Regions from separate parts of the Homo sapiens genome. Here region 2 is linked to region 1. The links are chromatin contacts, found by Hi-C in ENCODE. All regions are on one chromosome and are shown on one strand. The core of a region is the stretch at or near the end of the contact, and the rest is flanking DNA. Distances in the headings are between cores, read along the strand shown.

What was found. Hi-C counts contacts between places; a loop is a spot of excess contacts on that map. Pooled maps may share reads with other maps.
Region 2: a map of naive thymus-derived CD4-positive, alpha-beta T cell shows a loop between it and region 1 (7-fold over the local background). The contact joins the enhancer-like site here to the promoter of MYNN in region 1. A Hi-C loop is called at or near these places in 1 of 168 maps with a recorded cell type or tissue (naive thymus-derived CD4-positive, alpha-beta T cell), 1 of 37 single-sample maps with no recorded cell type and 8 of 50 pooled maps.

Annotation. Positions count from the first base shown.
Region 1 is chr3:169,771,466-169,775,026 of GRCh38, forward strand. It overlaps MYNN (myoneurin), which reads left to right and starts at 1,931. Exons shown (of 8, transcript NM_018657.5): 1 at 1,931-1,997; 2 at 2,800-3,096. The coding sequence starts at 2,831. It overlaps TRV-AAC1-1 (tRNA-Val (anticodon AAC) 1-1), which reads left to right and starts at 765; the gene lies at 765-837. RefSeq lists enhancers at 481-580, 1,471-2,020, 1,594-2,097, 1,736-2,030.
Region 2 is chr3:172,107,406-172,110,950 of GRCh38, forward strand. All of the region lies in intron 1 of FNDC3B (fibronectin type III domain containing 3B), which reads left to right. Among named protein-coding and RNA genes, the nearest start is that of FNDC3B, 70 kb to the left of the region's middle. Within about 2 kb of position 1,251, at least 4 of the 41 ENCODE cell types and tissues checked have a DNase peak (open chromatin) inside an H3K27ac peak, as active enhancers do.

The DNA.
Region 1 (3,561 bases), core at 681-3,180:
ATATATAATAAATATATAAAAATTTATGTTTATATATAATAAATATATAAAAATTTATATTTATATATAATAAATATAAATATATATATTTCGATTTCTATCCTTCTGGTGTAATCTGCAAGCCTCATTCGCTACTCTTGATTTTTAGGCTGAAGGACGTGCCTGTCTTTTTGCAGGAAAAGTGAAGTTTATCAGGTCATATGAAATTCAAGTTTGGAAAAATTTGAAAGTACATTGCATGTCAATAAACGCATCTTGGTGTCTGATTCTGCATACATCTGTAGAGAATTTGAAAACAAGCAGTCAATTTAGAACTTCTGCTTGGTCTTCGGAAGCAAAAAGAGGAAATTCAAAAGTAATTTTACACGTCCTTCCACCAGAAGCTGAAAGGATGGCTTTTTCGCGGCTGAATAACGAAAGCCCCCTGCTTCGCCCCGGACTCTGAGCAGCTCAACCTGCGGAAAGGATGTGTAATAAAACGCCTTTCCAGGGAGACAAAAAAAAAAAAGGCCACCCAAAGGAAGGGCAACTCGGGAGTGCCTGGTTTCTACTGCGGTACCCGGGCACTTTGGAAGAAAGTGCGTGCAGATTCAAGCTTTTGAAATGGTTTCAGCTCTGTTCAATTGGGCATAGGCTATTTTTCCTTTTCTGTTTTTTTCTTTAAATACATTATATTCATTCCTCTCAATTTGATAATAATCACTTGAGAATTGCGAATTGACACTTACATATCAAGGACTTTACAAAACCCTCTCCAAAGTGGGGTTTCCGTAGTGTAGTGGTTATCACGTTCGCCTAACACGCGAAAGGTCCCCGGTTCGAAACCGGGCGGAAACACACTAAAAAATCCCTTTTTTTTTTTTTTTTTTTTTCCTTCGCTTGGAAGAAAGCGTGAGATCACGCTTTGTTTTCTTTTGTTGTTTGTTTTGTTTTTTTTTCTGAGGGAAGCCTTAGCTTAATGTATGCCGGTCCTTCAAAAGACATGATAGCAATTTGAGAGTCTGAACTGTAAGTTTTTGTTACTTTATTCGTTCACCAAATGTTTTTATGGAAGCCTTGCCACGTGGAACATGTGTCCCGGGTTTTAAAAAATGAATTTGACTCACCAGCTAACACTGAAAAAATAATGTACAGCCTAGAAGGAAAGATCAAAGTGTAAAAGTGGTTAGTCCTGTCGCCTCCTGAGCATTTTTGTATTATATCACTTGGTTTTTCGTCTGAAGTGGCTGTAAATAATCGTATTAAAAATCTTCTGGTCCAGACGCAGGAAAACCTTTTCCGGTATAAAGCCCACCTTCCTCTAATGTTGCGCATGCCCACTGTGCCCAGCTGCTCCGCTTTCGTGCATCCCAGACTTCTGTCACCAGGTAAGGGCATCTTGGAAGCTGAGCTACAGTTGGCTGGGGCACAAAAAAACCAGGGGGTGCCAAGAGTTTTCAGGTACGTAAGCGGGAAAGGGGTGCCAAGTCTCAGCTAAAAAATCCCCTATGGCAGAGATCCGAGTACACATGCAGCAGTTTCCACCGGTGGGGCCCCGAGGAAGGGGAGGATGATGGGAGAAGACAAGCAACTACAAGCCCCCGCACGCAGTGCGCAGCTGGCTTCAGGAGAGAGGCCCGCGGTGCTGTGCTGCCGGGCCTCGGCGCAGAGCCCCGGCAGAGCGCCAGACGCTGACTGCCGGCACCAGAATGCTCGCGATGAGGAAGACAGGCGGAGCGCTGCGAGCTAGCGAGCCCTCAGCTCTCGTATCCATGACGCCTGCTGCTTCGGGGGACCCCTGGCATGCTGGGGAGTGGGTCTCTGTGGTACATCCTGTACCGCCCTGGCCGGCGCCGGACCCCCATGGCCCCAGAACCTCCCGCACTGCCACGGGAAGACAGAGCCGGACGTGACGCCACCGTGGAAGGAAGGGAGGGGCGGAGCGTGGCTCGGTGACGTCCTCCCAAGATGGCGGAGACAGAGTGAAGAAACTGTGTTCCCCCCTTGGGTTGCTATCGGTGAGTTCCTACTTCACCCCCAGCCCGCCATCCCGGTCTCTCTAGAGCCTGGGCCATCAGAGGGCAGGCTCCTTGGAGTTCCAGCACGGGTCGGGGCGCAGGTGGAAGGCTTGGGCTAGGCAGCCCCGGGGTGGCCTGGGCCACAACCTCTGCTGTGGAAATTCGCGGGAGTGGGAGCTGGGCAGAGGGCAGGGCGGCAGAAGCCGAGGAGGGACTGGCTTTGGTTGTCACTCTCGGATGCCGCCTCGCGTAGAGAGTGGGAAGGGAGAAGGTGTGGCCTCCTTAGCGCGAGTGATAGAACCTTTGACAGCAAGCCATGGCCGGGCGCATTCCCGGCTTTCTGGGCAGCCACCTCTCGTTTTGGAGAAACTGCACTGGGGAAACTAACAGGTTTTGGTGACTTGAGAGCAGTTTTTAAAAACTCGTACTGTTCTGCCCCTATCTGTCCCAAGAGATCATGTCTTAGTGGTTTAAAAAATTTTTTTGTAACATAAGTATGTCTACTGAGCTTGAAAATCTGAGGGTTCAACAGATGTGAAAGCGTCAGGTTTTGCTGTGCTTTTTGCAGGTGGTAGAAGTGTTGCCATTCACCGTCACTTATTGATGTGTCCAAAGGATTGTGTTAGTTGATCAAGGTAACCAAAGATAGAAAGGCACTCATCCCTTCATTCTTAACCATGTATGTTTGATAAGGATTTTCAAGGGGGCTAAAATTGTTTAAGTTATGTCCTCTGTCCCTTCCCTCACTGAACGTTGATGAGAACTTACGGTTACTGATTTACTGTTTCTTTTTGTCTTTTAGATCAAGGGTAAAATTCCATTCTGATATCAAAATGCAGTATTCGCACCACTGTGAGCACCTTTTAGAGAGACTGAACAAACAGCGGGAAGCAGGTTTTCTCTGTGACTGTACCATAGTGATTGGGGAATTCCAGTTTAAAGCTCATAGGAATGTGCTGGCCTCCTTTAGTGAGTATTTTGGTGCGATCTACAGAAGCACTTCTGAGAACAATGTCTTTCTTGATCAGAGTCAGGTGAAGGCTGATGGATTTCAGAAACTGTTGGAGTTTATATACACAGGAACTTTAAATCTTGACAGGTAAAGTACACATTTTATTTTCAGTTATAAAAGCTAGTCAGTAGTCTTCACAGCAAAAGTAGATTTGTATTTTTTCCATTCATTCTCTGAACTCAAATTCTTCACCTATTTATGCACACAATGTTTGTTTTTATAAAGAAATCAGTATCACTGATTTAGGATGAGCAGGCAATATTTTTCATAAGCACAGATAATAAACAGTAAGATTTCTGACACGTTTATTTACTGAAACAAAGCCTGTGATTTCACTTATGTAAACTTGAACATTAAACACAATGAATTTATTTTATTTTATTTTTGAGACGGGCTCACCGTCACCCAGGCTGGAGTGCAGTGGGGCAATCTCGGCTCACTGCAACCTCTGCCTCCCGGGTTCAAGCGATTCTCCCACCTCAGCCTCCCTAGTAACTGGGACTACAGGTGTGCACTACCACACCTGGCTAATTTTTGTATTTTTTGGTAGAG
Region 2 (3,545 bases), core at 1-2,500, 2.3 Mb after region 1:
ATTTCTTCATTTGTAAAGGGTAGTTGATTTCAAGAATGGATTCATGATCACATCTCCGTGGTGTGTTGGGGGACAGTGTGGATGTGGTACAGCCTTGACCAAAATGCCTGAGTCCTGTGATAGATTTGGCCAGCTCAGATACACATCTGTCTAGGAAAGAAGGAACCCAGACCAAGAAGATGAGTGTTAGTCAGGGTGGTTTCTACTGAGACTTTTTGACTAAGATGAAAATGAGTTACAGTGCGGTTATCCAGAGATCACACATCTGGCCTGCTCAGCTACCTTCACAGCTGATGATCAGCTGGTGGTGAAAAGGAAGACTGCACAAAGCGCACGAGGAACTTCTGAAACTGTACTCAGGGACTCCTCTCTGTGTGTGTATGTAACTGACAATCTGGCCGCTCAGCCCAAAGAAAATTTAAGACAGCAAATTTAGGAAAAGGCCCTGAGACTGGAGGGAGTGTGGTTAATGAAGAAAAGAGAAAGAAAAAAAAACATTAAAATTAAGCATAAGAACTTATTGGGAGGCCGAGGCGGGCGGATCACAAGGTCAGGAGTTCGAGACCAGCTTGGTCAACATAGTGAAACCCCGTCTCTACTAAAAATACAAAAAATAGTTGGGCATGGTGGCACGTGCCTGTAGTCCCAGCTACTCGGGAGGCTGAGGCAGGAGAATAGCTTGAACCCAGGAGGCGGAGTTTGTGGTGAGCTGAGATCACGCCACTGCACTCCATCCTGGGCAACAGAGTGAGACTCTGTCTCAAAAAAAAGAAAAAAAAAAAGTAGAGGTGGGGTGATAATAGCTCTGTATATGTAAGGTCAAAATGTTTCAGTAACATCCTCATCCATCACCTTATGACTGAATACAGTATTCTTATAAACTGTCCTGAAATCCCTAAGAAAAAAGCTGTGGCCAGCCTGCTCTTTAATGAAGAACATGTGTAATTTCCATTCGCAATCATTACAAACAAATAGAGTAAGCTTTAGTTCTTAAAGTTAACTGTATGGATGAAAGCCTTCCACATCCATTGCTTCCTCTTTTAATTCCATTGAAAAGCCTTGTCGGCTTTCATCAGGTAGGTATTCCTGAGGTCTCCTCACAGCTGAGTTGAGCCACCCTGTTGAGAGTTAAGTCCACGTGTAGTTTTGTCTCAGTTACTGGTTAAAACAGAGGAGGTTCACTTTTGGGTTGCTGTGACTATAGAGTGATGACTGCTCATGACAAGCCTTCCCAGGCCTCCTGGCCTGACTTAACCTGCTTTAACTGTTGATGGTTTTGCAATGTGGTTTCCCCACTTCACAACCTGAATCTGTGACTTTCTACTGGGAACACTCACTACGTTTCCCTTTTCATGCCTGGGGAATAACCAAAAAGATACTACTGTGAACGCTAAGTTTTATGTTTTCATGCTTTTATGCTTTTCCTCCTTGCCTTTTCTCTAGTCTGTTTTCTATGGAGCATAGACTAAGTCATTTCTATTTTATGATCATTTTAAGGGACAGCTTGGCAGGCAGTTGGCTTTTAAGTAGTTGGGCAGTTCCTTGCCTCGAAATAATTCATTTCTTTGTATGTCTCTTGCATTCTAGGCAAATAAAAGTACTCTCTGTGTGTGCATGGAGCACAGAAATGGGGATTTAAACATCGTTGGCTGCATGTAGGCCCCATCTAGCTGAATCTGTTACCTTATATTCTTGTCAGGATGAAGTCTGGTTTATCTCTGGTGAAACTGTTAGGGATTACAAAGAAGGCCTTGGATTCTTTTTTTTTTTTTTTTTTTGAGACGGAGTCTTGCTCTGTCACCCAGGCTGGAGTGCAGTGGTGGGATCTCGGCTCCCTGCAAGCTCCGCCTCCCGGGTTCACGCCATTCTCCTGCCTCAGCCTCCCAAGTAGCTGGGACTACAGGCGCCCGCCACTGCGCCCGGCTAATTTTTTTGTATTTTTAGTAGAGACGGGGTTTCACCGTTTTAGCCGGGATGGTCTCGATCTCCTGACCTCGTGATCCGCCCGCCTCGGCCTCCCAAAGTGCTGGGATTACAGGCGTGAGCCCCGCGCCCGGCCGAAGGCCTTGGATTCTAGCAAGCTGGTGGCTGAGGGAAAAGATCAGCAATACTGGTTATGGCTAAGTGAGACTGCTGGGCTCACAGTGGCCTTTATTCACTTTTATTATTTCTTCTGTTTTCTCCATGATCAACGGTGTGACTGTTGGGTGGTTGAATTGAAACTTAGGAGTGTATGATGTTCATATGTTCCCACTTGATCTTTCTCAGGAGTGTTTGTACATACAGCCTCCCTGTCTCCCCTTCCTCCATCCCTTCCCAGTCATTTCTAGTAACCACTGAACACTGTATGAGGTGGAAAGTCCATCACGTAGTAGAGAAAAAGATTCAGGCATCTCACCTAAAGTTGTCTATGAAGTTTTCAAAAGCAAATATAATGATCTCCTTGTGCCAGTGGACTTCTTTGGTTTATTTGGGGGGTAAAATGCCTTATGAAAAGAGATGGTTTTGCACATCTGTGTCAGTCCCCATACTCTTCTATCCTACTTCTGTAAGGCCTTTGTGGGCCTGGGTCTGGGGGATCCATCTACCTTATCCCACACTTGCAGAACCTGGAGTTAATGCCCTGCTTAGGACTTGACACCTGTGCTTAAGGGTGCTATTTAGCGGGGTTGGATTGCTATGTCTCATTGACAGCGGTCCTGTTAGTTAACACAATGCCTACCAGAAGGTTAGAGTTGTTAGTGTTAGATGTGTTGTTGGTGTTCAGACATTCTTCGGTACTAGAGACAGGAGACCAGGAATGCCTAAATATTGTACCAGATCACAACTGTCTTCTCTTACTCAGTTCAACCTCCCCATTCCCTCACAGGACTCACACAAGAAACAATGAGAAATAGGAACAAAGTAGCACCATTATTTGGATTTGAGCTGCAAATCCAAGTGTTCAAAACTTTGGTTAGATGGGTTGGACCACATGGAGTATAGACAGCTTCAGCCCAAAGCAGGTCCTAAGGACCCTCATCTCCCTCCCATTTGAACTCTCTAAACCTGTATCATTATTTACTGTACGCTGGCCTAATAGAAGGACCTATGGAGGCTGAAGGGACCTAGAGTGAGGCCCTGAAATGGGTTTACTCCTCTTGCCTTGTTGGATAAGAGAGAAGAGGTTCTATCCTTAGGCTCACCTGTAAGATGTCAGAGCTATGCCAAGCAGGAGAGGGCTTTGGCACTCGCTAATGTAGCAGAGGGGATGCAGAGAAGACAACAGAGCCACAGTCTGCACCACAGCCTCAATAGCAAGTGCCCAAGGAGGAGGGAAGAAAAGGTGAAATTGCTTCTCCACCCTTAGATCCTTATACTCAGACCCCCTAATGTAAATAACCACCCTGTTAATCCAACCTGCGATTTTGAAGAAACATTAAATAAGACATCATACTTAGCACTTTGGGAGGCCGAGGTAGGTGGATCACCTGAGGTCATGTCAGGAGTTCAAGACTGGCCTGGCCAACATGGCGAAACCCTGTCTCTACTAAAAATATGAAAAT